Linked DNA regions of Mus musculus: all the other regions are linked to region 1. The links are chromatin loops, found by intact Hi-C in ENCODE. Cell type or tissue: heart. All regions are shown on one strand.

Region 1 (8,000 bases):
TCCAAGTACCTTCTTTAGAGTGGTCATAAATTCCCGTAGTCTGTTTTAGCATGGAAAGCTTTTGTTTTTCCTTCAGCTGTGACAGCTTTACTGGATACAGTATTGATGTCTGGCTTGGAGATGTTCTCTTCCAGAACACCACTCCAAGTCCTTCTGGCTTTTTAAGGATCCTTGACTAATCTGCTGTTCTTCTGATATGCTCTCCTTGATATGACCATATATATGACTTGATGTTTCTTTCTTCCTGCTTCAATACAATTTCTCTGTTCTGCATATTTAGTGTTCTCGTTATACTATGATAGAAGAGCTGTCTTTTGGTTTCTGTTTGGTGTTCTGAAGAACCTGTCCTGTATCTGGACTGGCATCTCTTGTACTGGACAAGTTATGATGCTTTTGAAAGTGGTTTCATTCTTCATTGAAACAGTTGATGAACGACTTCCTGGATAGACCATCTTAATTCACACACCATTTCTTAAATGAATGTAACCTGTTCCCTGCAGGTTGAGAATGTGACAGTCACTCAAGTCAAATAGCTTTGACCATAACAGGAAATCTGTATCCAAACAATCATACCTACAATTCATTCCTTGGCGCAGCAGAACTGTCAACTCTTAGCTTAGCTTAGCTACTATGGAGGTAAAATCCTTTGCTGACGAGAGGGACACTGAAGTACAGCCTGAATACAGTGAGCTCCAATAACTAAAAATTGTTCTTATTTTGGGTTTGTACCATAGTAAGAGCCAAGATTTTAAAGCTCTACTAAAAACAAAACAAACAAAAAGACTTTATCTATGTTCATTTAATAACACGTCCATCATTTTTATGATTGGTATAAAATACATATTGTGTTGACTATAATAAAAATTAGTCAATTAAGAAAAGAAAGAAGGTGGTTTCTATGCCTTTAAAATCAGATTTTTCTATTTCTTTTATGTGTCTAAGTCATGGACTTTGGCATGGGTTGCTGGCACAGTTCAACAAGTTAGAATGGAAAGTGTGCTCTTCCCCTCTTTTCCCTGAGAATTTCCCCAGCTTAGGAGGCCAACACAGATGCCTCTCCTACAGTTGAGCTCTCAGTGGCCACTTCCTTTCAGCATTTTGATCATTTGGAAGACTCTGTGGTTACTGCACCATGGCCAGGATGCCTGCTGCTTTTGTCCCTACAAGGGTTCTTGGATTGAAGTAAGGGCCTTGGGCTTGTACAAGAGACACTTTTACTGCCTGAGTTCTCTCTCTGACCCGTCCATTGTGTACTTATGTTGCATTTTTTCAATGCTTGAGGACCATGTAGGGAATGCTACCTTATCTTAGTATTATTTATATATGCTATTGAAAAGATGCTGTTTGACGTTCCCCATTTTCATTGCAAATTTTCCGCAGGCCAACGTTGATTCAGGAATAGCTTCTTTTAGCATGTGAATGAAGTAAGACCTTGTGCTTTCTAGAGCTGCTGTCTCGCTGAATTACTCTGCTTCTGCTGAGTCCTGCATATTAAACTGGGTCCTCTGTGCTTTAATATGAACAAATTGATATCCTTGCATGGAGTCTTCTGCTTTTATCTCCCTCCAGACTCTATGTTTCATTCTGCTGAGATGTTTTAGTTATTTCCCACTGACATTAAGCAACGCCCCCCCCCCATCCACAAACACACACACACACACACACACACACACACAACCCAGCTGGATCTGCACACCACCTTCTAAAGCAGATTCTGCCACCACATCATTAACTCTTCCTTTGCCTTATGCTGGTCACCTGCAAGCACAGGAAGTATGATAGTAAAGTACCTACTCTTGTATGTGTCCACATACATGTTGTCTTTCAAAATTATCACCTTAAAATGAACAATCTGCTGTTCTTCCCACATGCTCTCTTTTATATATGACTTGATGTTTCTTACTATGTTATAAGCTGTATAGTTGTATGGTGATTCCCTCCCTCCATTTGACTCAGTTCAGTACCATCTCCTTCCCCTGTCTATGCCCTTGACTATGTGTCTTTGTCAATGGAGACAAACAGGGAAGAACATGAGGAGAGAGACTATTTTATGGAGGTTTTTCATGTTTCAGCAGCTTGCTTCTTTGGAGCTCTCGTAGTAATTATAATCCAGTTGCACTCCAGAAAACCCCATCAGAGCAGATATACCTACCCAGCTCCACAGCCCCTAGTGCACAGGGAATATCATTCAACTCCATTTCCTTTCCTGGATGCACTTAAGATATACACCATAGATCTGTACAATGTTACAGACAAAAGGGTATGCATTTATTATGACAATTTCCTGACAGATGGATGGAAGGTATCTTAAGGAAAGAGGACTTTTCTGATTCTATCAAATACCCTAAGGCCTAGCAGAACATGTGTTTCTGAAGACTCTTTGTATGCATTCCCTTAGGATATAGCTTGACAGGTACAATACAGTACTGGGTGATACAGTCCAAAATCAACTGATTAATTCACCATTTCCTATCACTATTGCTCAAAGCAAAGTTTTATGGGTCACTTTTAGGAACCTCTGTGTTCTACACTATTAATGTAGTTACTTTTGACAAGAGTCTGCCTATTTGATAGGATGTGGAGCTTTTGCTCTAAATTGTCCTTTCAATGGATAGTTTTTAGTTCTTAAAACTCACCAGAAAATTCCTGAATTGGAAATGACTTACAGATGGAGACATGAAAATCCAGAGTCACAGTCTCCGGTCTATGTTCTTCCCTCCTTAACCATGCAGACATCCCAACATTACAGTACACTCATACAATCTGAAGATGGCAACCCTTTCTTCATAGGTCTTCAAGCAGCCCTCATGTTTCTATCTTTTATCAGGGTTGTTATGAATGTGAAACTGTCTGCCAACACTGAGTCTCATTAATATTCAAACATCTGAGAGGAAAAGTACCTCAGATCTCATTGTGCTATGCTTAAGGAGAAGACATAACCAGAGCATTCTGTCTCGCTTTTGGTAACTATGATCAGGCAAAGTGTCTGTTGTTCTGAAATTATTCCCATACACTTTGTACCAGAAATGATCCCTGCTCATTTCTGCTGTTCCCACTGCAGTGTGGTTTGTCCTAAATTCCAACGATTAACAACCTCTTCATGATAATATACCCTTCATCTTTAAAATAAAGAAAATGAAGAGAAGTGTTGTCGATTCACCGGCGCGTTTGGGATTTATCACTTTCCTGCCTTGCAAAAAGAACAGCTAAGAAGGCAACTTACTAGCCCCGCACTCATAGAAACTCAACTGTTCACTGTCAAGACACACCAATTACAGCAAACCAGTTCTTCATCTCCAACAGCGCGAGGCCACAGCCCAGCCGGCCGTGTAGGACTAAGAACGCGCAAGCGCCCTGCAAGTTGCAGGCGAACTTCCGAGATCCGCGCCAAACGTCGAACGCTACCCCAGCAGCGAAAAGGGGGCAAGCACACTGGGCTGCGCATGCGCGCTCCGAGCCACCCACTGTGCCCACCCATCCCTGGTTGATTGACACCATCCTGAAAACTCAGGGATTACACTGCGCTTGCGGGGAAAAGGAGGATGAGGGCGGGGCACGGCTGTGGGCGGAGCCGGAGGCCGGGACCCAGCCGCGCGAGCGCAGTGGTTTAGCCGGCAGGAAGCCGGGCGCGCGGGGGTGGGGCTGGTGCACGGGGGCGGGGCTCGGGCCGCCGCGCATTGTGCTGCGGCTGGCCGGCGCGGCAGGCCCCGGACCCGAGCGGTTCCCGGGCATGGTGAGCAAGGGGCTGTTGCGCCTTGTCTCTTCAGTCAACCGCAGGAGGATGAAGCTTCTGCTCGGCATCGCGCTGTTCGCCTACGCCGCCTGTGAGTGCGTGCGCGGTGGGCGGGAGCCCATTCATTCCCGCGCGGCGGGGAGCGGGCGCTGCGGCCGAGCAGCAGGCTGTTCAGGGCCGGGGACCGGTTCACAGCTTCCACGAGGCTGAACTTGTGCTGTGGAGCCGCTGGCCGCTTTGCTTGCTGCCCGCTTCCGCGTAGGCCCGGCGTCGGACCGGTGGCCGGTGTTGGGGCCTTTGCCCGGGACGCGGTGGACACGTTCCCCGAGCTGTAGACACTGCGGACTCGGCCAACCTCGCAGCGCCCGCCAGCTCGTACTGACCCGAACCGCTGTGCTGTGCTGTCCACAGCACCCAGGGTTAGGGTTAGGGTGAACCTGGAGAGTGCGGCGCGGGGACATCCTTGGGGACGGTGCTGGTTAAGTAGGATAAAAATATTATAGCTATTGGCAGGGTCCCTGCTCCGACTGTTTGCTCCGCAGGAAAATTACTCAGCAGCTGAGTGTTGCCATTCTCCGTGGATGCCCTGTGTGGCCATGCTCTGATATCCTGTCTCACACTCCCCGCTCCCCACTCTCCTCCCGCGCCACCAGGTACTCCTCCAGCGTGTCGCGGAAGGAGGCACAGCATAGGGGGCAGGCGGGGCGGGTGTCAATTGGATCCTTAGCCTGTTTATCTTGAGGGGCCCTCAGCTTCTCAGAGAAGGCAAAGTCTAGTTTTTTGGTGTTTGTTTGTTTGTTTTTGCTCTGTGCAACTGGATATAACAGCTATTACTACTTTACCAAGTACCAAAATTGGGCTAAAAATAGCTCTCAGAGTGAGTGAGCTCCTTCTGAATCCTGGCCACCCAGGCAAACATACTCGAATGAAAACTGCTAAGTGATTGAGTTTCCAGGGTCTGATTCCCAGGTGAGTAGGTACTTTGGAACGTGGGTTCAACTGATGGGATGATGGTGTTAGTAGGATGCAGACTGGCTGCTACAGCTCAGCTGTTGCAAGAGGAGGAGGAGGAGGAGGAGGAGGAGGAGGAGGAGGAGGAGGAGGAGGAGGAGCAGGAGGAGGAGGAGCAGCAGCAGCAGCAGCAGCAGCAGCAGCAGCAGCAGCAGCCAGGAAGCTCTGGAAAGGCTTCTGGTTGCTAGGAGAAGTTTTAGATCTGGGTGGCTTGGTAGATTTGATTGGTTTCAGCAAGGAAGGAAGAATTAACTTCAAGTGTGGTCTGTATTGAAGAAGATGATTATTCAAGAAAAAGACCCCTTACAGCTGAGTAATTATTACTGTTTTATTAGTAATGCCTAAGTTAGCTGAGTGCTTAACTGTATGTATAGGTATGATCCTTATCCTGCCAGGGGTAATACAGGTAAATATGAATAGTAATAGTGTTTTATGGGTGAGAAAATTAAAAGCATGAGGGATTAGCACCTTTATCAATCTTAGAGGGCCAAGATTCATTCCAGCCCGAAAGGCAGTGATCTGGGTCTAGAAGTCAGGTCTCTGGATAGCAATTTCAGGGCTGATTTACTTAGGGAGGGATACCGAAGTGAGGCATAGGTGTTTAGAATTGATAATAGGGAATTTATGAAGCTATAGCAAGAGTTTTCATTTGACCATCATGTTTCTCTCAGTTGTTAACATTGTCAGTTGTAGACAGTGGTAACAGGGCACAGCATGAAGTGCAGAAACATCAGGGTTTTGCCTTGATGGTACAGAACATAGACCCAGTAGTTCAGCACACTCTTGAGTGCATCAGAGTCATCCAGTAGGGTTTTAAAACAGTTTGTTCTGTGTTCAGCGGTTCTGGGATGTGGCCTGATAATTTCCATTTTCAATAGCTTGGTTTATCGAGTAGTTTCTTGTTTGTCTTTTATTTATATTTGTTTCACTCTGTAGTCTGGGGTGGCTTCAGAGTCTCAGCAACCCAGAAGTCCTTCTGAGGGAGACAGCGCTTTGAGAACCATTTGCTTGGAAAGAGAAGGTCCTGAGTCCAGTACTCATGTCAAAAAAAGGTTAAGTTTACAAACTGATGTGGTGGGAGGGGATGGGTTAGAAATCAAGTGTGTTGGATTCCCTGAGAAGCCAGGATGTGAGCTGAGAATGAAGGATATGTAGGGGTTAACAGGAGAGAATGCTCCAGAAAGAGCAGCACTTGCGGAGGTCCTTTGGCACTGAAGATCAAATAGTAGTAGTCTAGTAATGCATGGAAGAGCAGTGTTCTGGGAGTGTCAGATCGCAGCACAACAATGATGCTACCCAGGCAGGCAAGGACTAGAGCAGGCAGCTCAGAGAATGGGTGTTGAGTATACTGTGAGGATTTAAAGGCTGGTTGGAGACAATATTAGTAATGAGAGGTAGCAGTAAGTCTGAGCTGCTTTGCCACGAAAATGTTACAGAGCTGCTGATTGGTCATAATAGGATGCTGGAAATGTAGTCTGGTGGCACCTGTGATTTCTCTTTAAATAAAATACCTTTTATTATTTGACAAATTCACATGTAAACAATGTTTCATATACACCCCAACTCACCCTTTCCTCTCCTCTAGATACCCCAAGCCCCTTCTTTTTTGTTGTTAGTAACCCACTGAGTTCATTCAATGCTGACCCATCTTGTTGACTTGATCTTGCGTAGGTAACTGCAGCTGCAGGGAGTTCATGGTTACAGTGGTTGTGTTGTTTCCTAAAGACAGTGTTTCACAGTGCTCCTCCCCACCCTTCAGCCCTTTGGTTGGCCTCCTGTTCTCTAATATATTGCCTGATGATAGAGACTTGTTTAGAGCTGAGCACTTGGAGGGACTGATTGTCTGCACAGTGACAGATCTTTTTTTTTTTTTTTTTTTTTAAGATTTATTTATATATGTGAGTACACTGTTGCACCTTTCAGGCACACCAGAAGAGGGCATCAGATCCCATTACAGATGGTTGTGAGCCACCATGTGGTTGCTGGGAATTGAACTCAGGACCCCTAGAAGAGCAGTCAGTGCTCTTAACTGCTGAGCCAGAGAGAAGCTACTCTGGCCAAGGTCGAGGGCAACACTAACCTGTGGGTCTGAGCATACATATTTAGAAGCAATTGGACAACGTGCTTTCTTAGCAGAGCAGTACCACACACAGTATTAGGAGCCTGCTTCTGAGCCATGGCCTTTTAACCAAGTTTATAGCACTAGGTCTGAATCCAGTCTTGTGGGGCAGGCTTCAAACCAATCCAGGGCAGTTGGGTTGCTCTCTATAAGTTTTGTGACCTTGCAACACTGACACATCTTACATGGAAGGTTGGTATTATAGCATGAGGGTTTCTTGCAAGGATACCATCTATGAGCCTGTGTAACACCCTTTGCCACTATGAAATGTAGTTAACAGGGAGGATGGTTTCGTTTTTGGTGTTTTTTTTTTTTTTTTTTTTTTTTTTTTTTGTGAGACAGGGTTTCTCTGTATAGCCCTGGCTGTCCTGGAACTCACACTGTAGACCAGGCTGGCCTACGAACTCAGAAATCCACCTGCCTCTGCCTCCCAAGTGCTGGGATTAAAGGCATGTGCCATCAGGGAATGGTGGGGGGATGGCTTCACATCATTTCCAGCTTGATTTCTCTATGTTCTGCAGCCAAAGCATGTTGTCTTTAGCAGTGAAGTTTTATTATCTAGTTCTGATATGCCTGCGTTTTTCTAATCTCTGTTTCTCCTTACTAATAATCCTATCCTTCTGTTAAAATAGAACTTGATGTTACCTCTGTGTAACAATATACAAATACTCCCAATTATAACACCATCATCTTTAGTCTGCTTTCTATAACTGTTTTTTTTCTTCCAGCAGAGCTCAAGTTGTCTGCGTCGTCATCTTTTCCCAGCCTTCGCTCTTGCTGTAGTAGATGTGTTGTCCTTGCTCTCATGCAGCTTATGTGTCAGGGTAGTTCATGTATGTCACCCTAGGCTGACTTAGCATTGCACTTTAATTCTTTTCCTAGCCTTTGCATCAGGCCATGTAGTTCTTAAGGCAGTGCACATTGAAAGAGCCCCGTAACTCCCTAAGGGAATGAATTGAAATTCACTGCAACCTTCCATGTAGCTGGCACAGGTTCAGAATGCTTGCCCATAGTGCTTTTGGTTTTTGGCCTGGATAGAATTGAAAAAGATCTGATAAGTTTTTGCAAGGCTTGTAGTCAGATAATCTCTGCAAGGTGTGTTAGTCAACAGCCTCATCTGCTGTCATCCTCCTGCAC
Region 2 (8,000 bases), 50 kb after region 1:
AGTTTCACATACAAATTGGCATCAGGGTGAGCCTTGAAGAAAGATGGGCTGGAGTGACAGGAAGGAGGGCAGCTTCATGACTTCAGTTTGATGTCAGAGAAATGCTTTGGGCTCAAAAGATACACTCTCCCTCTTAGTTCCCCGGGCACCACCCTCTTAAGACATGGTTTTACACAGCCCAGGCTAACTTTAATTTTTTTTCTGTAACTGAGGTACAACTGATAATCCAGGTCTTTGAGAGTTAACAGGCAGGAGGATCAGAAGTTCAAGGTCCTGAGCTACCCTAGACTCTGTAACAAACAAACAAACAAACACCTTCCACAGACAGACAAGCAAACCAAACATCAAATTTATAATGAATCTGAGATATTTCTGGCAGTGCTTGCCCATGTGTCACTGTGTAGCCTCACTGTAGCCTTGATCTGAACACACAGCATGCAGATTGCTTTGCGGTGCCAGCCATGCCAGCTCATGCTCAGAACAGACAGTATTGTATGTTATGATCTGTTTCTTTTACTATTCAGTTTCTGCTTTTACACTATAATATTTTCTATCTCCAGTGCAGAGCTATAAAATATTATGGGGTTATAATAGGATGTTTGATTTTAAGAATTGCTAGATGGGTTACTGTGTATATATAGTTATATATTTATGCAAATAGTTCTATATACTTACACATCTGTAAATATATAATGTATATTTAAGTACATTTTGACTTAGAGTCAAGCCAGATTTTCTAAAATTTTCTGAAATTTCCTAAGCACACTTTACTGTTTGTACTACACATTTACATGAAGTGATACTCTCAGCATTGCAGTCAGAATGTCCATCAATTCTGTAAATTCAGTATTCACAATAGCAATATTCAGTACATAAGCACATTCATCTTAGATTTGCTTTCATTTTCAGTAAAGGCTATAATTATACATGATTTATTTGTGATTTACTGTTAATGTTTGCTTTGTTTGAAGTTGTTAAGAATGTGATTGGTTTTCAAACATAACTATATTAGCAAGTAGAATTTCAGCGTAAGGTAAACTGGCACAGTTGCTTTACACGGTAGTATCCAAGGGCTCATGATTTAGAAGCAAAAACCATTTTCTTACAAATGACATTCTTTCTTTTGTTTCCTTTAGTTGACCAGATATATCATCTGGCATCTCCAGCCTCCCCACCAAACTACATGTACAACCCCATCAAGACACTGAAGACTAATACAATTGGAACACTAAACATGTTGGGTCAGTAAGTTGTCCTTTTTCTTTTTTTCTTTTCTTTTCTCTTTGTGGAAATATTTTAAGAGATTTCAAAAGTGCATAGTAGTGGGACCTTCCACCTATAATGCATATTCCAAGACTCCTGTGATTCCCTAAAATGAGACGGTACCAAATCCTGTGATGTCTTTAGCATTAGCACTTGAACTGTGTGTACTTAGCTTTTATACTAGTAGAGCTAGTATGTCTCTCTTTTTCTTTTATATCTACTCCAATATGAAATTAATTCTTACTATAGATCTTTTCACCCTCAGAATTATTATTTTTCTCTCTTGAGTTGGGAGCATCTACTTTTTAATCTGAAGAGAGCACTTTCTGGCTTCTTGTTGATTTGAGTCACAGAGAGTCACTGCTCTGGGGCCTTTGGGATATTAACACGTTCTTAACATACACATGATTCTTTTGATGCCATTACAGTCAGTCCTTGATATGACAGTGACTAATAAGTGGGTAATGTATACCACAAGAATATGTCTGACAAAGGGACAAATGGGTAAGTCATATCATGGACATTATAAAGCAGGATGGCACAAGTTAATTATGTTCTTCATAACAGTGCGCAGATACCAACTGTTTTGATGATTTTTTTAATTTAAGATTTTTGGATTGACATTGAGTATCTTACATTGGTAATTGGAACTTGCTCAGTCCTATGGCTGGCTCAGTCCTATGGTCTGCTGGCTTGATTATGGTATTTGCACCCTCCTCTACCCCTTTGTGGGTACTGTTCAGTAGTTTCACAGTATGGCTTTTTGACATGGGGAAGGCACCTTTCTTTCCTGAATTGTAGTAACCAGTCTTTCATGGATGGCTCTTGTCAGTTTCCAGGGAGTGGGACAGGTACTTAATTCAAGGACCAGCTTGCTTTCCTTTTCTTTGTCTCTGAAGCTGGTCACCAGTGTCTAGGATTATTGGGAGACGAGCAGAGGAGTGCTGGTGGCCCTGGTCCAGAAATGGGTAGTGTGGCCTTGTACCTAGGAAGATAAACTGATATACCTGGGAGGGGTCAGGAGAGATGGGGGCTGCATGGGAGTTTTGGAGACTGAATTCCTGCTCCCACTAACCTGAGGATTCACGTTAGAATTAGGAGGTGAAGGGGAAGTATGAAGAAAGGTGGCCACATGCAGAGTCACATACTAGATCATGAGGAGGTGACGGGGAAGTATGAAGAAAGGTGGCCACGTGCAGAGTCACATACTAGATCGTGAGGAGGTGACGGAGAAGTATGAAGAAAGGTGGCCACGTGCAGAGTCACATACTAGATCGTGAGGAGGTGACGGAGAAGTATGAAGAAAGGTGGCCACGTGCAGAGTCACATACTAGATCATGAGGAGGTGACGGAGAAGTATGAAGAAAGGTGGCCACGTGCAGAGTCACATACTAGATCATGAGGAGGTGACGGGGAAGTATGAAGAAAGGTGGCCACGTGCAGAGTCACATACTAGATCATGAGGAGGTGACGGAGAAGTATGAAGAAAGGTGGCCACGTGCAGAGTCACATACTAGATCATGAGGAGGTGACGGAGAAGTATGAAGAAAGGTGGCCACGTGCAGAGTCACATACTAGATCGTGAGGAGGTGACGGAGAAGTATGAAGAAAGGTGGCCACGTGCAGAGTCACATACTAGATCGTGAGGAGGTGACGGAGAAGTATGAAGAAAGGTGGCCACGTGCAGAGTCACATACTAGATCGTGAGGAGGTGACGGAGAAGTATGAAGAAAGGTGACCACGTGCAGAGTCACATACTAGATCGTGAGGAGGTGACGGAGAAGTATGAAGAAAGGTGGCCACGTGCAGAGTCACATACTAGATCGTGAGGAGGTGACGGAGAAGTATGAAGAAAGGTGGCCACGTGCAGAGTCACATACTAGATCGTGAGGAGGTGACGGAGAAGTATGAAGAAAGGTGGCCACGTGCAGAGTCACATACTAGATCATGAGGAGGTGACGGAGAAGTATGAAGAAAGGTGACCACGTGCAGAGTCACATACTAGATCGTGAGGAGGTGACGGAGAAGTATGAAGAAAGGTGGCCACGTGCAGAGTCACATACTAGATCGTGAGGAGGTGACGGAGAAGTATGAAGAAAGGTGGCCACGTGCAGAGTCACATACTAGATCATGAGGAGGTGACGGAGAAGTATGAAGAAAGGTGGCCACGTGCAGAGTCACATACTAGATCATGAGGAGGTGACGGAGAAGTATGAAGAAAGGTGGCCACGTGCAGAGTCACATACTAGATCATGAGGAGGTGACGGAGAATTATGAAGAAAGTTGGCCACGTGCAGAGTCACATACTAGATCATGAGGAGGTGACGGGGAAGTATGAAGAAAGGTGGCCACGTGCAGAGTCACATACTAGATCATGAGGAGGTGACGGAGAAGTATGAAGAAAGGTGGCCACGTGCAGAGTCACATACTAGATCGTGAGTCTGGGATGATGACTTAGGACCTTACGTTTAGTTTAGACTTATTCGTGTTTTGGTGATTTGCAAAGTGGAAGGAAGAAGCCACATTTTAATGTTGGGTGGGAAAAATAGGACTTAATAGAAATGTTTAAAACAGGTTGTATGGATAGATCTGGAAACAGCCCTAATCTTAATTTGGGCAAAGCATGAACCAAGGGTCTGCAAGGGCTGGAGGTTGGTTTCAAGTCTCATCGTGGGCTGAATGTTTTGGAGAATTTTTTAGCTAAGATTTGCAGGGGAACAGAAGCAGTGTGGCATAATTAGACAAATAGAAAGGTCTATGAGTAGACTCTGATTACAGAGACCAAGCATCCTCACCATTTGCCTTTGGCACACTGGAGACCCAGGAAAGCCTGTGGTATAGTACATAGCCCCGAGAACTGGAGAATATTGACATTTCCAACCTTGGCCTCTGTCTTAGATTTTCTATTTCTGTGATGAAACACCATGACCAAAAGCAAGTTGGGAAGGAATGATTTTATTTGGCTTGTGTAGAAACTCAAACTGAACAGGAATCTAGAGTCAGGAGCTGATGAAGAGGCCATGGAGGGGTGCTGTTTGCTGGCTTGCTCTCCATGGCGTATTTAATCTGCTTTCTTATAGAATCCAGGATCACCAGCCCAGTGGTGGCACCATCCACAATGGACTGGCCCCACCCATCAGTCAGTAAGACAATCTGACTGGAGTGATGATTGGGTCAGGCTCACAGGGCCATTGTGGCATCTCATCTAGCTGTACCATTGGGGTGCTGTGTGGAGGGGAGAGAGCAGGATCTCTCCTTTGTGCATTTAAATTTGCATAGACAATTATCTCAAAATCAAAAGGGTTTAAAACAAACAAACAAAAAAAGAAGAAAAAGCAAAACAAAACAAAAAAACCCCTCAGGATCTTTCATTGCAGCTGCTCTGTAAGACTCCACAGTGATAGGACACCATAGTTGGTGTCCAGGAGGTAGTCTGCCAATTCCATCTGGTACAACCTCAGGATGGCATTTTCTTCTTAAACACATGGGAGTGGGCAGTCTCTGTCCTCATCTTCAGAGCATCCCCTGCTCTCACTCTTTGAATAATTCCTTTCAGTTTGTTTCTGAAAGGTACTGCCATCCAGTGTCTATAACATGATGGTGAAGCTGCCCGTTCTGTCTCAGTCTCCCCTGCCTCCCCCCCGTTTCGTTCTTGACATCCATCTTAGAGGCTTCCTGCTTCCTTCCCTAGCTGCTCTGACAGCTCACACCCCTGGCTCTCTTCCACTGTTGCCCTTCATCCTACTCCCCCAGCACTGGCCTCAGGCCATGGATGCCTGTTCTGTCCCACTTGGCTGTACTTCTTGGGCAGCAGTGTTGACTTGTGTTCCATGTCAGGGCCAGATCCTCTCATGGTCCTGGTGTGCAGTCATGGGGTACAGTGGGGTGTATCAGAGTTAAGTGAAGGTGATGGGCTTCTTCACTATATGTTGGAACTCTGGGAAAAGTCTGGAGGGCTTTCCATGTTTGCTTGAGCCCACACTTAGTAACGGTCTAGTTGTTCGTATGTGGGTGTTGAGTGTAGGAAAGTGGTTTGGGGCAGGATTGGGCATTATAGTGGCTGCATTCTAGAAGGTGCCTGTATGCAGAACCTGGAAGACAGAAGAAGGATACAGGTAGTTGCCCAGGCAGGGTATGCAGAAGAGGTGATAGGTGTGCCATTTGGGAAGGCAGGATGAGAAGCAGCTGGGAGAGCTTATCTTGCTAGTTAACCTGCCAGTGTAGTTACTTAATAAAATTCGGGGAAGCCACAGAAGATGATTCAGAGGAAACAGTTTTCCAAAATAGCAGGATTGATGTGCATATGAACTCAGAGAGACTGCTGTGCCAGCACGCACAGGGCCTGCATAGGTTCAAGACAGACAGGATCCCAGCACTGAGCTCCCACCCCAACCAGGACGCTAATTGACATCTGATTGCAAAGGAAAAAATTACTCTTCTCCAGTTGGTTCTCACTGGATGGTTATATTAACCACGTTTAAGGGTAGACCCAAAGCCCTACAGAGAAGGTCAATACAAATTTAACTCAGTGGTATTTTTGTAGACTTTTTGTTTAATATTTTAAGCATTTTATGTTCTACGTGTCTTTTGCTTGGGTATTATTTCCAATTTTCTGTTCATATTGGTTTTGTTTCTGTGTGAATATCTGTGTTTTTTTTCTTTTTTAGATTCTGGTTTGTTTGCTTTTCATTTGCTTGCGTTATTTTTTAAAGACACAGAGAAACAGTTGGATAGATGGGAAGGGTGGGGAAGAGCTGGGGGGAGTTAGGGGAAGGGAACTGTGATCAGAATATATTGCATGAATAAAAATTGTTTTTCAATTAAAAAAATCATATGAGGTAGCTAGCATTTTGGGGGGCATAGAGTCTGTGCAAAGCTCCTTGGAGTCACACTGTGCTCAACAGAGTCTGGATCTGGCCCTGTATGCAGCTACCATATCTCACTTAAATATTATTCGTCGCAAGGGTTCATTTACAGTTTTCTTGTTGGTGTTTTTTTGTTTTTGTTTTTTCCCCCACATGTTCTGTGGCAGGTGCACTAGGAGTAGATAATTTGGTAGATACTAAGGCACTTCCAGGACTAAAACATTGCTTAAATTGGCCACACACACACATGTGCCTGCCTGTGTAAACTGACAGTTTCCCTTATGATTTACACTTTCTACAGGATTGGCAAAGCGCGTGGGTGCCCGTCTGCTCTTGGCCTCCACTTCCGAGGTATATGGAGGTGAGTGATGGAGCCCCTGAAAGAAGCCCACCAAGCCATGGGACTGTTTGTATAATGTTGTAGGCAAGAGGGAACCAGAGTTCAGGATTCAACTTAGAGGACCCAGCCTGTTGACACAGCCTCTTTTTTTTACTGCTACTCTGAGGCCTGAGTCAGGTCAACTATCTAATAATGATGAGGTTTTTATGATTCCATAGAGGTGGACTTTTCCTATTTGCTCTGAAAGCATCTCGGAGATTACCAACATGAAGTTGCTTTTGTCCCTTTTGCTGGTACAATTCTTCAGCATGAGCAGTGAACACGGTGACCTGGGAGCTAGCTAGTGACATGTGCTCATTTCCTCACCTGTTACAGAAAGAATCCTGAAAGAACCAGGAAAGGTAGTGCCAGTCAACTCCAGGTTACATTTACCTACTCACCACCATCATGATGCCTCCCGAGCTATTCAGTACCCAGGAGCTTGGCGTGGATTTGTAGTTCATGTTTGGTTTGTACACCATCCAAACTCCAGCTGGCTGCAGGGTACAGTGAGGAGCCAGACCCTGACGTGATGTCCTTTTTTTCTCTTTGTACATTATTCTTCTGGACAAGGGAAGTGAGGATGTTGAGATGTAAAATTGGAAGAGATCACTTTTGAAGTAAGTTTGCCATGTAGGAAAACAATACAGCAACACAAATTGTACAGAAACTAGTTGTAAGTGCCATGACAGTGTAACACAGCCTCTTCTTTGAGGTTCTTGGCAATTGAAATGGCAAAGCAGGTGCCCCAGCCCGCACCGTGTTCACTGTCTAAAAGGCCCAGTGACAGCTTTGCTTCCTTGTCAGCATTCATTTGTATATTCTGTAAGAGCTGTCGTCTTTAGGAGTTTTAAGTAATGAGGGTGGTCCAGTTGACTCCTGTGGTTTGGCACTTTCTGCATGAGTGCTGCTAGAACATTTGGGTTTTGTGAAGCATCTGCCTTCCCTTGCAGCATCACAAAATGCTTATGAGGAGGGTAAGTATTGGAAAACTTTTTCTTGTTTTATTTTGTCTTTTAAAACTGAATGCAGCACAGGCTGGCCTCCAGTTTGCTATATAACCTAGGTTGGCTTCCACTTGTGGTCCCCTGCCTCAGCCTTCCAAGTTCTGAGACTATAGATGCTCACTGACACACCAGACTTCTGAGATAACTTTTACTAGACCTTTATGTATGTGGACACATACAGATGCTCACTGATAAAAGCATGAATACATATAGGTTTTCCATGTGCGGGGAGGTGCACATGTATTTGTAATGGGCAGAGAGTGACTTTGGAGTCTGGTTCACCTGTGTCTAGAGCTCACTAAATATGATAGGGCAGCTGGCCAGCAGATCCCAGGAATCTCCAGACTCTGCCGCCTCAGCGCTGAGGTTACAAACTGGGCGCCACTATGCTGAGCCTTCTTTCTTTTTGTTGGTTTTGGGGATAGAGCTTAGGTCCTTGTGATCGCAAAGTGAATACGTTATGGAGTCAGCGTCTCAATCCTGGCC
Region 3 (8,000 bases), 280 kb before region 1:
GGAATAACTACTCATTGAGTCTCAGTCAAACCTCATTCTAATAAAACATGCTAGAGCTGCCTTTATCTGGCCTCTGCCTCTGTTGGTAGTCAAACCTATTACCACTTATTACAAATCCTGTCACCGCCCACCCAATGCTCGTTTCCCTCCGGCCCTGGTATTTGTTTTTCCCTTTTTCTGGAAGTCAGGATCGACTCTACTTTCTCTAGCTCCTTTCAGGAATGTAACACCTCTGATTCTTTATATTATGTAGTCGCCATACTTTGCAGTAGTTCCCTGTAGACTCTCCCCTAATCCTCAGTCCTTAAGCATCTTGATTACAAAGATGATTCTTTTGGGGTCTAACAGGTTTCCCTGATTGTGGAAGGGACAACAAATTTTAATGGGTCAATAAAATGACAATTAGCTTGAAAATGCAATTAAAGAACTAGCTAGGGGCCAGGCATGCTAGTCCATGAGTCCCACCACTGAAGTTTCTCCTCCAGTTAGATAAAGCTCACACACAACAGTCAACCTACTTTACTCCAAGTTCACTGATTTTAATGTTAATCTCTTTGAAAAATACCCTGACTGAAACATCCAAGATGTTTGACCTTATGTTGGGGATGGCCCAACCAAGTGAACCATTACTAATGGGGATTCATACAATAAATGTTGAACACATAATATGCATTCAGTTATATAATACCAAGCTCCAATAAAAGAGCTTTAAATAGCCACTGGTTGGGTTTTTTTGGTTTTGTTTTGTTTTGTTTTGTTTTTCAGATATCTACTGGAACTGTTCATATTTTCTTTTTCTGTTTTTGTTGCATTCATTTACAGTGAATTGTACTAATGACGTTTTAATTTTGAAGCAATGTAAAAAGCCATGCAAATTACGTATTATTTATTTGGTCATGGCTGAATTGTTATAGTAATTGATTCAGACATTCACTGTTTTGTTTTTGGTTTTGGTTTTTTGCAAGTTTTACTTCTTCAGAATTTTATGCAATGTGGTCATTTAATAACTTATGTTGTATTTTTCTTTTTCTTTCTTTCTTTTTTTTTTCTTTGACATGGTCTTACTAGGTAATCGTGGTTGACCTGGAACTCTCTATGTAGAGCAGTCTGGCTTCAAACTCATAGAGTTCTACCTGCCCCTGCCTTCTGAGTGCTGGGATTAAAGGAGTAGACCACCATACCAGGCCTTGATTTAGGACATTTTAAACTACAACCCAAATCTGGCCCACCATCCATGTTTGTACAACCTTGAGACTAAGAATAATATTAGCATTTTAAGTGGTTGAAATCATCAGTACACATATGTCTTAGTCAGGGTTTCAATTCCTGCACAAACATCATGACCAAGAAGCAAGTTGGGGAGGAAAGGATTTATTCGGCTTACACTTCGGCTTACACTTCCATACTGCTGTTCATCACCAAGGAAGTCAGGACTGGAACTCAAAAAGTCAGGAAGCAGGAGTTGATGCAGAGGCCATGGAGGGATGTTCCTTACTGGCTTGCTTCCCCTGGCTTGCTTAGCCTGCTCTCTTATAGAACCAAGACTACCAGCCCAGAGATGGTCCCACCCACAAAGGGCCTTTCCCCCTTGATCACTAATTGAGAAAATACCCCACAGCTGGATCTCATGGAGGTACTTCCCCAACTGAAGCTCCTTTCTCTGTGATAACCCCAGCCTGCATCAAGTTGACACATAAAACCAGCCAGTACAACATAGAACTCAAATTTTGGTTCATAAATAACGGTTTTATATTAGTTTCCTATTACTATCCTATTCCTATAAGTATCACATACTTAGTCCTCTAAAACAATAAAAATGTGTTGTTACAATCCTAGAAGTCACAATCTGAAATGTTTCCCTGGGTTAATTAATATTAAGACATTTAGCAGGGCTGAATCCTTCTGATGTATGGGGTGGGGGTTTCCTAGCCTCTTTTTTTTCTTCTTCTTCTAATGGGGCATTCTTAACATTTCTTGCCTTGAGAACCCTCTCTCCATCTTCCTAGCCTTCAGCTTAATCTCTTAAAATCTCCCTCTGCTTCTCTCTCAAAAGCACCACTGTCTTATCTGAACACTGTAGCAATATGATTCACAATAAGCCAAATGTTCACAAACTAGTAAACGGATACATAAAACTGTTTAATAGGATTCAGTGATAGGAATTATTTGAGAAGAAGAAGCAGGGTACACTTACACATTCCAAGTGCAAGGTGACAGATCAAAGATCTCATTCTGTGACTCCATTCAATAGTCACAAATCATATTGGTGGGTGTCTGGTGTGAAAGGTAAGAGAGGGAATGGTAAGTTTCCTCTAGAAATGATAAGATGCCCTTAGAATTTGATGATAGCTGCAAATGAGTGTACAATTACTGGAAATTGAAACTTAGGACAGGTAAATAAAGCATAGAAAAGGTATCAGACCTGAGCTGGCAATGTGTTAGTGGTAGAGCGGACAGTGGCAGTACGGACTCCATTAAGGGACAGATCACACCATAAGCACACCCACGTCTAGAGGTCACCTTGATTATGTCATTGGTTGGTTAGTCGGGTTTGTTGTTTTCATGTTTTTCTGCAGGAATCTTGTGAATGATACAATGTAAACTGTTTCCATTCTTGCAAGAATTGGTGACCATAAACTGTTTCATGGTATGTTCACTGTCTACTCAGAGTATGTACCATTCCTATGCTCATAAAAATAACTCCAAAATTCCATTTGTTGGCTCCGTTTTTTGTTTTGTTTTGTTTTTGTCTGTCTTTTTAAAAATCACTTGCTCATTTGCCATAAAAAGGCCTGTTTCTGGTCTGGGCTGCTTTTATTCTCCTACTACTGAGGAGAGTTTAAGTCTTGTCTGGCTGTAAGAGTAAAATTTTTCCCTTGCAACATCTCAGTGTTGGCTCCTGGTTTTTGACACTGTAACACACTCAAGAACCCAAAGAAGAGAGGAGAGAGTCTGGGGAAGAAAACGGGCAGAGGAGGGAAAGAAGGAAGACAGGTTAACAGACAATAAGGAAGTGTTAATTTAAAAATGTTAAGACTGTAACTTGAGAAAGCACTTGTCATAAATGGCTTTCCCTTAGTTGTTTCTTAATATGTACTGTGTCAGAAGAGGGCAGGTAACCAAGTGCATAAGGGGGATTTAATTCATTTAGTAAACATTTGCCACGTGTTATCCTAATCAGGAGAGTCAGTCAAATAAATACACACACACACACACACACACACACACACACACACACACTCCTTAAGGAAAAAGACAAAAAGGACATGTAGATGAAGTCCTAAGTAAAAGCTGCAATCTGAGGAACTGGAAGAGTCAAACCTCTGCAGTTGGGCTTGCTTGGTAGGTTTGGGGTGAAGTGGCAAAGCCCCTGAAAGAACAGGAGGAAATTCTGATTATTTGGCTCTAAAGAGGAAGGTACGAAGTCTTTGGGTGGGACTGAGTGGATGGGTCCTATATACCCTCAGGGTTATCCAAATGAAGTGATGGGCACAAGGATGCTAGCAACCCACCCTTCTGATGACCGGTAGACAAAGCAGGCAATGGTAATGTGGGAGGCTTAACCTAGCCTGGCGCACAGGGAATTACGAGGTCAAGTCGCCAAAAAATAAAAATACTTTAGGTGAATGGATAGATAGATGATTGATAAATGAGAGAGAGAGAGAGAGAGAGAGAGAGAGAGAGAGGAGAGAGAGAGAGAGAGAGAGAGAGAGAGAGAGAGAGAGAGAGAGAGAGAGAGAGAGAGAGAGAGAGAGAGAGAGAGAGAGAGAGAGAGAGAGAGAGAGAGAGAATGAGAGAATTTTAAGTGCAAGATTTTGTTTTGGGCCGCATGCATAGCTGTCCTATGCCCGCGAGGTACTGAATCGTACCCGCCTGAAATGCAAAGGGATAAAGAATTCACGGCGGGATGTGAGGAAAGAAGTTGTCAGGGTTGACTCCGTGTCTTCCGATGGGCTGATCAGACCGGAAGAAGCCAAGGCAGCGACAAGAAAATCCTTTCCCGCGCTCGGCTCGGCGGTCCCAGCATACAGACTCCGGCTTCAGGAGTCCAGCCTCCAGGCGCCCGCGAGGGGCGTGGCCGAGCTAAAAGCCGGCAGAAAACTCTCTTTCCCGGCGAGCCTCGCGGCGCGCCCCACGAGCCCCGGGCGAAGCCTGCGTGCGCCAGCGCAGTAGCGGGCCGCGCTGACGGGGGCGGCGAGGCGGTCGCTTCGAGCGTGTTAGTTCGCTCCCTGAAGAGAGTGAGGGCGGTTGGGCGCTGGCGGTCACTCGTGCGTTCGCTGGTAAGCGCGGCGGCGGGAAGTGGAGGCAGCGGTGGTGAGGCCGGCCGGCAGCTCCTCGGGGGCTGCTGCTCTCCTCCGCCCGAGGCGTCCGTGGAAGCCAAGCGCTCCCGGCCGGCAGCCGCCGACGGTCTGTTTTGCCGAGGAGGGTGGACACGGGTTTAGGACGACGGGCAGGTGGAGCCGGGCCGCGGCGACTCTCACGAGCTGTTGGGGGTGACGGGAGCTAAGCCTCCTCCCAGACGGGCCCGGGACGCGCGCGTTCGTTAAGCGAATAAACGACGGTTCCCGTCGACCTCTAACCTCGGGTTTGGAATTTTTTTTTTTTTTTTTTTTTTTTGGTCGTATGGTTGGTCGACCCCGGCGATCCTAGAACTCACAGTTTTGTTCGCGCGGTGACAGCCTAGGTAGTGCTGCAGACGGAACAGACAGTGAGTAAATGTTTATTTTTTTTTAAACTGGAAGTCGGGTGGCCGTGGCGTTTGGGGAGCTTAGTGGAAGCTAACTACCAGAAAATAACTACCTTGTGAGTGTGAGTAGCCCCTCCCCCCTAAACTGTTGGCTTGATTGTCCAGGACGTTTGAACCCCGTACCGCATCAGCTATATTTGTTTTGTGTCACAGTCGTCACCTTGTTTCTACCGGGTTGGTGGGTTGGTGCAGTGTTCTCCCTCTGCTGTGGGGCGACACTGAGGCTGAGCCAGGCTTCCGTCCTCCCTTATCTAAAGCGTGGGGGGGGGGGGGGGGGCGGAGATAACAGTCGCTTCGAGCGCTTACCATATGGGACGTTTTCGGTGTTGCTGAAGCAGTCTAGAACAAGTTCATAATGAAGTCTGGAGGAAAGCCGTTTTCCTTAAAATCACAGGTTAGTCTGGAAGAGCTTCCCAGGTTGATATTAACTTAAAAACATGTATCTAAGTGTACTGTTTTTCTGAAATCCCATTAAAGTGACAGGAAAGAGTTCTTTATGGGGTTGGTTGGTTGTTTTGTGTTTAGTTTTGTTATTGTTTGTTTTGTTCTGTTTTTGAGACAGGGTCTTGCCCAGTCTGGTCTCAAATTTGCAGATTCTCCTTTCTGCCTTTCAAATCCTGAGATTATAGTCAGGCCCCACCCAACCTGGCTTTTGCGAGGGTGGGGGGGTAGTCACTGGGAAAGACACCTTGGAGATATTAACAGTTGAATAATGAACTCTTAAAAAGCAGTGGTTAAACCAACGGGGGGGGGGGGAATCTATAAAACTAGTCTGAATTAATAAAAGCCTTCAGATCACACAAAAACTGGCAGTTCTTGATATATTTGGAACTGGAAGGGGAAGTGCATTGATGTGGATAGAGGTGCAAGACTAATATGTTAGTTTAAGTCTTTTTAAGGAGCAGTAGGGTATTTCCATTAGTTTCCCCATTTCACTCTCTTGAGTGATTGTGTTCCCCAAGTTTAAAAGACTAGAAAGAGCACAGAGGAGAAAGAAGAGAAGAAAAAAGAAAAAAATTAGAGGCTTATTTTGACAAAGGTTTTTTTTTTTAAATATATTCTTCGAATCTTTTGCGCTTTGAACCATGTTACTGTTACCTACTGAATAAACAAATGTCCATGCACATGGATGATAATGGAAATTCTCGTGCCAGTGATATGCTGAAAAATGAAAGCTCTCACAATAAAAGGGGATCTCAGAAATTATAGTAGCTCTCAGTGCTTCCAGCCCTTCAGGTCAGTTGTGACTTAGACTGCGCTCCAGGCTTTAATTTGGCTTTAAGTTTTCTCAGACTATCTTCATTATAGGATTCTGGCTGAAAATGAAAAAAAAAATCCCGGGATAGATTTTCTCTGTGGTTCAGGGTGAAAAATCAGTTCGAAATTTCTAGAAATCTGCCATAGCTTAACTCAAAAGTAGAAGTTTGAAATGTTTTGGTAGCCAAACCCAGAGTCGATAGGATCACATGACAAGGACTATTGTTATATGAAGGAGAGAAAAATGGAATGATTGATTTAATAGCTTCAGGGAAAATAATTAAAAATTGTTGAGATTGTATCAAAAAAGGAATAACAAAGGAACTTATTTAGTAGAAATTAAGTTGGGCTGGTTAAGAATGGAGATTCTTATAAATATATTCCAAATATATTTTTAAAAGGTATAGCATCTTGTTTTGGAATGAACTACTTTAAGGTGTCTGTGTCAAAGTATCAAATTTGCTTTGTCTTATATAATATCTGCCAGCTCCTGTAATTAGTTTTGAGTGCTCATAAAAATCTTGAAAGTAATATGTGGTTGAGTAATGACTATGTACAGAGATACCAGTGTGTAAAAGAGTTTCTAATTGTGTCTATTTCAGATTTTGAATGTGCACATTCCTAGTTTGGGGTCATATCCTTGTCTGACAACTCACCTTTTACAACAGAATCTGCTTTTCAGAGAGATGCCCTTTGCTTCTCAGATGTAGTGCACCTTACGCTTATTTTTCAACAGTGAAAATGAGTCATACAGAGGTAAGCTATGGTCATATCCTCAGTATCTTCTGGTCAACTTTGGGAGGTAGGAGAATGGGTTAAATCATCATTTCTGTATAATAGCCTTGCTTTCAGTTTGCACAGTAGAGGCAGTACAGACTTAGAATTGTAAAGATTCCAGAACAAGAACCTGACTTTTCATTCTTAGCTAATAGCTATGTAGCCTTGAGCAAATTAATCTGCTATGCTGTATCTGTAAAGTAGGAATAATAGTAATTGCCTCATAGAATTATAAGGAATGCTTACATGAGTTAATATATTAGCACTTAAAGCACATGACAGTATTTCTTTTTTTTTTAATTAGGTATTTTCCTCATTTACATTTCCAGTGCTATCCCAAAAGTCCCCCATACCCTCCCCCCACTCCCCTACCCATCCACTCCCACTTTTTGGCCCTGGCGTTCCCCTGTATTGGGGCATATAAAGTTTGCAAGTCCAATGGGCCTCTCTTTCCAGAGATGGCTGACTAGGCCATCTTTTGATACATATGCAGCTAGAGTCAAGAGCTCCGGGGTACTGGTTAGTTCATAATGTTGTTCCACCTATAGGGTTGCAGATCCCTTTAGCTCCTTGGGTATTTTCTCTAGCTCCTCCATTGGGGGCTCTGTGATCCATCCAATAGCTGACTATGAGCATCCACTTACGTGTTTGCTAGGCCCCGGCATAGTCTCACAAGAGACAGCTATATCAGGGTCCTTTCAGCAAAATCTTGCTAGTGTGTGCAATGGTGTCAGCGTTTGGAGGCTGACTATGGGATGGATCCCTGGATATGGCAGTCTCTAGATGGTCCATCCTTTTGTCTCAGCTCCAAACTTTGTTTGTTTTGTTTTGTTTATTTTTGACAGTATTTCTTTTCTTTTAATTAATTTATTTTTTTACACTCCATATTTTATTCCCTCCCCCATCTACCCTCCGACTGTTCTACATCCTATACCTTCCCCCCACACATACACACATAGATGTCCCCACCCCACCTGACCTCTAAACTCCCTGGGGCCTCCAGTCTCTTGATGGTTAGGTGCATCATCTCTGAATGAACACAGACCCAGAAGCCCTCTGATGTATGTGCATTGGGGGCCTCATATCAGCTGGTGTATGCTGTCTGTTTGGTGGTACAGTATGTGAAGGTGGTGGTCTGTTTAGAGGTCCTGCTGGTAATCCTACAGGGCCGCCCTTCTCCTCAGCTTCTTTCAGCCTTTATCTAATCCAACAGGGGTCA
Region 4 (8,000 bases), 110 kb before region 1:
AGTCAGATGACAACTTGTAGGAATTGGTTCTCTCTTTCTACCATGTGGGTCATGGAGATTCAACTCACTGTCAGGATTGACAGCAACCATACTTATTCAATGAGCCAACTCAAAAGTCCTGTTCTTTTGAGAGCTAACTTTTTTCCCATTTATTACTTGAAGTCTTTTGGGATATACATATATAAAACTGTCATGAAAAACTCATCATTTTGTACATATATATATATATATATATATAGTCACATACTAGTTAAAAACTGTATTTGCATGTACATACACACACACACAAACTAGCTGGAATAAGGTATGGAAACACAAAGTCTGAAAAAAAAAAAGAAAAAAGAAAAAAATACCAAATGTCAAAAAATATCAAAAATTAACAACCACAAACTCTTTAGACTTTTCTTCAACCTAGAAAATCTGTAAGTCTTTAAAATCATAGTTAATGGCCATGACTACTGAGTCTTTTTTACCACTATGAACCTTTTCTCCCACACAAAGTATTCCCTCTATAGCCTATGCAAAGCTTTGTATTTAACATATACTCAAGGAAGAAGTGGCTCGTATAGGAGGACAGAATTTATTTTCTTGATAGGGCAAAGAAGGTACAGCTGGTGGATCCCACACCAAACTCTTTGTCCTGTCACCTTGAAAAACCGAGAGCTTTGTGGCGCACGCCTTTAGTCCCAGCACTCAGGAGGCAGTGGCAGGCAGATTTCTGAGTTCAAGGTCAGCCTGGTCTACAGAGTCAGTTCCAGGACAGCCAGGGCTACAAAGAGAAACACTGACTCGAAAAACCAAAAAAACAAAACAACCACACACCCCCCCCAAAAAAAACAAAAAAACGAGAGCATGATAGTATGAAGCTTCAAAGGGCCTGACAGGTTCAGCTATTCTTTTTCTGAACAACAATTCTTTAGTTTTTTTTAAGTATTTATACTAGAAGACTGATGATAACCAGAAGGCTCAATACCACAAATCAGGAAAAAAAGTAAGTATCAAAATCATATTAAACTAGTAAAATAAATCCTCATTATCAGTATGTGAGCAAAAACAGTAAGAGAAAAAAAAGCCAGACGGGATTTAATGGTTTATTTACCATGTACTATTTCCATAAGTTTTACTTATAAGAAGTGACCTGCACTTCACACACACACACACACACACACACACACACACGGCAAGCAAAATACATATGCTCCACTGGAGATTTTTCAAAGAGACCACAAAATTGAGGGATAGAAAAGAATGTAAAGGCAAAAACCACATGAAAATTTTGCAGTCGAGCTTTGGGATAAGTAGGAAATACAATCGGTAATAGTGGAAATATTTTCTCTGAAGCCACAGACCTTAACAGTAGAGCAGGCAAAGGGCTGAATTAAATCTGTGATGTCTTAAAAGAATGAAGCAGCAGCTTGCAAGTGACTATAGAAAACTGTTGGGCAATTTAAACACCACATGCAAACACACGTATTAGGACCTGAGACATCTGGGTACCTGGGAAAGAGAGAAATCAAATATTCAAGAGTGAAGTATAGGAGTGAAGGGTGTTGCTGAGGCTACACTCAAAGGTTAGCGTTAGTAGGGGAAGGGCCTTATAATAAAATTTGAAATTTTAGAGTTTTATTAAAAAAGCAAACTTTGAGCAAAGATGTTGATACTTGGTTTGCTCTTGATAAATAGTAGGTTTGGAAAAGCAAACCATGGATCAGTGGTGAGATTAGTAGCAGTGAGCACTGCTTCTGTATCTATATGGCTTAAACCAAATTTCATCTTGTCAGGAAACTCACTCACGATCTCAGTCAGTTTTCCTGTCATTTTCACTGCATCTCTATAACAGTCATAGTTTGCAGGACTTCATTATTCAATGGAATTGTAGCCACATACTAGGTACTTGAATGGTTGCTGAGAGAATATTAAACATTTAGGTAATTATTAATCTCCTCATGCAGTCTGTATACAGGAGTGTGCTATCACACCTGACTCTGCCCTCTACTTTGCATACACCCAGAAGCTGTGACAAAAAAGGACTTGGTCTAAGGAAGTTAAAGGAGGAGACACTGGCTGGTTTCTCCAAGTTCTCATTTGTAACCTCTAGTCCTTTACTTAGATCCCATTTGACAACTCAAATAGCCAGAAAGGCCTCCTTCTCTTTTTATTTCTATTTGCTTTTTACCTTAATGATGTACACACAGAGCTACAAAATAATTTCCTCAGGTAAGAAAAAAAAAAAAAAATCAAAGTCACCCATGTAAGTTCCTTGCTGAATTTAAACAAAAGATCATGTTTAGAATCTGAGAATAAATGCTGGATGATCTTATGTTTTCTTTTGGTTCAATGTTTTATTGACTAAATGTTAATGTTTGTGTAAATATCAAGCATATTTTCCCTTCAGACAATGACCCAACATGAACTCCTTCTGCTAGCATTTAGTGTTTATTCAGGACTTTAAAAAAAAAAAAAAGTACTTAACACTTTAGCACTGTAAAATCATGTGTGTTGGCTGCTCAATTATCAAGTAATCCTATGGGGTAAAAACTGTTACTTTACAGAAACAAAATACTCTAACCAGAACCAAAAATTCTACAAATGTCCACTGAGTAGTACTACGCCAAAATCTTCAGGATTTTCTGAACCTCTAACGCTAAGAACTAGTGAGCCACTTACCCTAGTTGTTCTCCCACACCCTACAAAAAGTAAACACACACTCCTGTGTATTGGGAAGCACTTCCACTGTGTAATAAATTCACAACGTGTCATTGCTGTTACCAAGTTTTAAACCTTAGCAATTACTATTAATAAAATAACTGTAGTCACTTGAACTTCTAATCAGAGACTCTGACACTGTGTGCTTCAGGGCTCAGGTGTGCACCAGAAAGGGGAAGAAGTAACAAACACTTGGAAGCAGGATTCCCTGAGAGTCCCAGAGTGTCCACACAGGCTTCTTTCCTATCCTTTCCAATAACCTCTAACATGTACGTCAATTACCTTCCCATCCATTTATGTCAATTATTAGGCAGCACAATGAGAAAACTAAAGATTGGAGGAAACAAATCAAGGGCTAGGAGGAGAGGAATTAGTATCCCTCTTTTGTGAGGAACAAGGATAAGATGGTATCAATGTGATCTAATCTATCTATTTGATAAACTGACCACGGACCGAAAAGAGGGTAAATAAACTCTAGTTTTAGTCAGATAAGCTCTTCAACAAAGGTTAGAGAGTACTTATGAGGGGGTTTTAGTAAGAGGCTATTTAAACACAGAATACATTTTATTCAGGCATTTTTTTTTAACATCAGTAAGGTCCCTGCTCTTAAAGACTTCTAACTTGAATAAAGGAAATGAAGTCATTTTTAGGAAGTCGTAATCAAAGTATGTTCTCTCGTTTAAAATGCACATTTTATAAGGCCTGAAAAGTTCGCCCGAAACAAATTAGTCGGGCCCTTTGAAAAAAAAAAAAAAAAAAAGACTAACCCAAAAGATTTCAAGGACCCTGAACAAACACCAGCAAATAACTTAAAAATAGAACAAAAGTATCAGAAGAAACCATTCCGGAAGCGGACTGGGTCGAATTCTGGGAACTCACTTTGCTGGCCTTGCCAAAACGAGTATCTCTTAAACATCACTAAGGATCTCTTCAAGGCTGTTACCCCTATCGTTGGTGCCCCCCACGCTCCCGCGCCCTCCCAGACCTATAAAACTGTAAAATTTTCCCATGCCGAGGTCGGGTGCGGACCCTGAAGAGGTGTGGGGCCTGGAACGCCCAGGCTGACCAGCAAAGCTTCCCCGCGGCCCCCGATCCCGAACAGCCACGCTGACCACACCGCTTTTGTGTGGACAGGGAACAGGGCCTGGAGGTCTCCCAGAGCTGTCCGGGCCGCCCCGGCCCGTCCGGTCCCCGCCTTGTTCCAGGCTCGGCCCTCTGGGCTACGGGCCCTTGGGCGCCGCCTCACCTGCATGCCCGGGGCCCCGGGATCGACCCCTGTGTCCAGGACGGCGATGAGCACCCCGCGCCCGTCATACTCCGGGTAGCGGCACAGGAAGGAGGAGGCCCCGGTCTCCTTCTTTGGTAGAAGACCGTGGAAAGGAAAGGGCTCCTCGGTCGCGGCGGTGGCCATGGACGCAAGCTGGAGGACAGACGAGGAAGAGGCAAACTGCCAGGCAGCGCGCGGACGAGCGGCGCGAGGACACCCGGCTACCGCGGGACGGAGGTGGGGAAGGGGCGGAGCCTGGCCACCAGTACCCAATCGTGTGCGGTCAGAGGTGTCTAGCCAATCATACGCTTCAACGTAAGCTAACGGCGCCGCTACGAGTCACGACGAGGGAATGTTACCCAGGCTGCAGAGCTGGAACGGAGTGTGCGCTGCTGCGGATGACAACGCACTGGAGGGAGGTTCTTGCCTTCCGAGCTGTCACTCTCCGTGAGAAGCAGCGAGAGGAACGGGCTGTCTGCCTGAGGCGTGGGATCCTCGCGACGCCGCCGAGGTTGGCTTAACCCGCTGCGGACCGGAAGCCTGTAAAGTCGAGCGCGGAAGTCTCAGATTTAGCGGCCCGGCCTTTCTGGCAGGGTGAGGTGCTGTTTAGTCAACAGGAAGTGGGTTGTCGGCTGTTTTGTCGCCAGAGTCCCCAAAGCAAAACACGTGACAGAAATGAGCTCCCTCCTGTCTTCGTGGCTTACTTACCCTTGGCATCCGGAATTTCAGAAAAATACCTGCCTTTTCTCCAGTGAAGTTCCTCTTTGTAACACAGTTACCGAGCCATAGTTTGCGGGGTTTTTTTCCCATTAGGATGCACAGTGACAGCAATCGTAAATGGCATTTGAAATTTAAACTACACAGATTATCCAGTAACAAAGGTTGCCAACATTCATAATTAAGAATATTGTGGGGGTGAATTAATATTTTCCTATTTGTGACAAATCTACTCTGTACCAGTGAGAGATTCTGCACGTTTTTTCAGTGTGTAGCCTGCCTGGAGGCCTCTGAAATACTGAGCACCGAACCACAGCCATAAGTGTGGTAATTCTTCTCTTTAGTGGCAGCGACTGCTGTGTCTACTCCAAAAGTCCCAGCAGCAAGAAGGCGCCCAGAGTAATCTTAATTATCCCATTGACAAACTCAAGACACCTTACCACAGAGATGTCTTTAAATGCATAAGATGAAATATATAGGATTATACAGGAAGTAGACGGTTGAAAGAATTATAACAACTTAATTTTTGTTGTATTGCAATAGTTTCATATATGTAAGTAATTACATGTGTGCTCTTTTTAAAATTAAATAACAGAGCCATCGTCAAGTCTAATAACTAATGTTATTTTTAAATTGGAAAACAATTGTAAATGGCATTTGAATATATCTAAACTACACACTTTAATAACAAAGGTTGCCTGTGTTCATAATTAAGAACATGTGGAGGATGAAAATAATTTTTTCCTATTCAATCATGGGCCCTGTGCATTTCTATGGTCTCCAGTTTAAGAGGCAGGTTCCTAGAATCCCGTGTATGCCATTTGTTTCAAACCACAGCATTTCCATTGACTCCTCATACTTTGCTCTATGAGCAAATATATTAAAATATATTAAATTGTAACTTGAAAGAATTTCTTGGGATCAGAATGTTAATTTTTTCTTTTGGATTAAGTTAACTTACAATTACAAAGTTGATGAAAACAATGAGTAAATCTTAAGATTAAAATGAACAAAAAATGGGATGGGAGGGAAGGGAGGAAAGAAAAGGCAGCTTTTCCCTAGAAGTTTGATGAGAATTAGACATATTTCCATTTATAACAGGCTATTCTAGGGCTGGAGAGATGCCTCAGCGGATAAAAGCACTGACTGCTCTTCTGAAGGTCCTGAGTTCAATTCCCAGCATCCACATGGTGGCTCACAACCATCTGTAATGGGATCTGATACCCTCTTTTGGTGTGTCTGAAGACAGCTACAGTGTACTCCTATACATAAAATAAATAAATCTTAAAAAAAAAAACCAGGCTATTCTAGTTATAAGTATAAGATTCCCACGTGTATGTCTCTTATAAAATCAGAGCCATCAGCTGCTACCCTTTGGAGCAAACCCCCTATCTCATCCCCCTGGCCCCCTGCTTATATGAGCGAGTTCCCCCACCCATCCACCAACCCACTCACACCTTACTGATCTAGCATTCCCCTACACTGGGGCATGGAACCACCACAGGACCAAGGGTCTTCCCTCCATGTATGCTAGATAAGGCATATATGCTCTGCTACATATGCAGCTGGAGCCATGGGTCCTTTCATGTGTACTCTGGTTGGTGCTTTAGTTCCTGGGAGCTCTGGGGGGGAAGGGGGGGGTGTCTTGTTGGTTGATTTTGTTGTTCTTCCAGTGGGGTTGCAAACCCCTTCAGGTCCTTCAGTCCTCCCCCTAACTCTTCCATTAGGGTTCCTTGCTCAGTCTGATGGTTGGCTGCAAGCATCCTCATCTGCTTGTTAAAGCTCTGGCACAGCCTCTCAGGAGACAGCCATACCAGACTCCTGTCAGCAAATGCTTCTTTGCATCAGCAATAGTGTCTGGGTTTGGTGTCTCCTGATGGGATGGACCAATAGGTGGGGCAGTCTCTGGATGACCTTTCCTTCAGTCTCTGATCCACTCTTTTTTTTTTTTTTTTTTTGGTTTTTTCGAGACAGGGTTTCTCTGTATAGCCCTGGCTGTCCTGGAACTCACCCTGTAGACCAGGCTGGCCTCGAACTCAGAAATCCGCCTGCCTCTGCCTCCCGAGTGTTGGGATCAAAGGCGTGCGCCACCACGCCCGGCTCTGATCCACTCTTGTCCCTGCATTTCCTTTAGACAGAATCAATTCTGGGTTAATATTTATGAGGTAGGTGCAGGCCTACCTCTAGATATGTTCTCTACAGGTTCTCTGTCCTCTTTCTTGGGTATTTTAGCTAAAGTCATCCCCGTTGGGTCCTGGGAGCCTCTTGCTTTCCTGGCATCTGGGACTTTCTAGTGGCTCCCCCCAGTTCCCCATTCCCTATTGCTACACTGCTCCATTCAATTTCCTGAATTCTCTTCTGTCTCCTCCCACACCTGATCTCTTTTTTCTTCATCCCTCTTCTCTCCCTGCTTCTACCTCCCATGATTATTTTGTTCCATCTTCTAAGCAGGACTGAAGCACCCACACTTTAGTCTTCTTGGGCTTCATATGAGCTGTGAGTCATATGGTGGGTATTCCTAACTTTTTTCCTAATATCCACTTATCAGTGAGTACATACTGTGTGTGGTTTTTTGTTTTGTTTTGTTTTGTTTTGTTTGTTGTTGTTGTTTTGTGACTGGGTTACCTCACTCAGAATGTTATTTTCTAGATCTACCCATTTGCCTAAGAATTTCATAAAGTCATTGTTTTTAATAACTGAGTAGTACCCCATTGTGTAATTGTACCACATTTTCTATATCCATTCCTCAGTTGAAGGACATCTGGGTCATTTCCAGCTTCTGGCTATTATTAAATAAGGCTGCTATGAACATAGTTTAGCATGTGTCCTTGTTATATGTTGGAGCATCTTTTTTTGGGTATATGCCCAGGAATGATATATCTGGGTCCTTAAGTGGTATTCTGTCCAATTTTCTCAGGAACCACCGGACTGATTTCCAGAGTGGTTGTACAAGCTTGCAATCCCACCACATCCTTGCGAGCATCTAATGTCACCTGAGTTTCTGATCTTAGCTATTCTGACTGGTCTGAGGTGGAATCTCATGGTTGTTTTGATTTGCATTGAGATTTCTCAGTTGAGAAATATTTGTTTTGCTCTGTACCCCATTTTTAGTGTGGTTACTTGGGTCTCTAGAGTCTAACTTACTGAGTTCTTTTTATATATTTGATATTAGCCCTCTATTGGATGTAGGGTTGGTCAAGATATTTTCCCAATCTGTAGGTTGCCTTTTTTTCCCCAATTGACAGTGTCCTTTGCCTTACAGAAGCTTTTCAATTCTTTGAGATCCCATTTGTCTACAGTTGATCTTAGA

Evidence for each region. Hi-C counts contacts between places; a loop is a spot of excess contacts. Peaks named below come from ENCODE experiments on the same cell type or tissue, not always from the same donor. Only the 100,000 strongest peaks of a DNase experiment are listed, where the experiment ranks them.
Region 2: it touches region 1 in a loop (2.2-fold over the local background); 12 of 42 quality-filtered maps call a loop at or near these places.
Region 3: a loop joins it to region 1, with 3 times the contacts of the local background. A loop is called at or near these places in 3 of 42 quality-filtered maps.
Region 4: a loop joins it to region 1, with 6 times the contacts of the local background. A loop is called at or near these places in 12 of 42 quality-filtered maps.

Annotation. Positions count from the first base shown.
Region 1 is chr1:43,823,439-43,831,438 of GRCm38, reverse strand. Uxs1 (UDP-glucuronate decarboxylase 1) reads left to right here and starts at 3,600. Exons shown (of 15, transcript NM_026430.4): 1 at 3,600-3,824. The coding sequence starts at 3,731. In heart, no CTCF peak of the experiment used is centred here; DNase peaks (open chromatin) are centred at 3,468 and 4,308; H3K4me3 peaks cover 2,641 bases; H3K27ac peaks cover 1,911 bases.
Region 2 is chr1:43,773,306-43,781,305 of GRCm38, reverse strand. Uxs1 (UDP-glucuronate decarboxylase 1) reads left to right here. Exons shown (of 15, transcript NM_026430.4): 7 at 1,137-1,241; 8 at 6,430-6,489. Among named protein-coding and RNA genes, the nearest start is that of Ecrg4, 47 kb to the right of the region's middle. In heart, a CTCF peak has its summit at 4,834 (motif pointing left); a DNase peak (open chromatin) is centred at 4,995.
Region 3 is chr1:44,098,608-44,106,607 of GRCm38, reverse strand. It overlaps Tex30 (testis expressed 30), which reads left to right and starts at 4,167. Exons shown (of 6, transcript NM_001356297.1): 1 at 4,167-4,280; 2 at 6,607-6,760. The coding sequence starts at 6,746. Poglut2 (protein O-glucosyltransferase 2) reads left to right here. Exons shown (of 10, transcript NM_023645.3): 10 at 1-62. In heart, a CTCF peak has its summit at 4,083; DNase peaks (open chromatin) are centred at 4,127 and 4,867; H3K4me3 peaks cover 2,539 bases; H3K27ac peaks cover 2,140 bases.
Region 4 is chr1:43,930,206-43,938,205 of GRCm38, reverse strand. Tpp2 (tripeptidyl peptidase II) reads right to left here and starts at 4,212. Exons shown (of 29, transcript NM_001310540.1): 1 at 3,953-4,212. The coding sequence starts at 4,117. In heart, no CTCF peak of the experiment used is centred here; a DNase peak (open chromatin) is centred at 4,285; H3K4me3 peaks cover 2,924 bases; H3K27ac peaks cover 1,832 bases.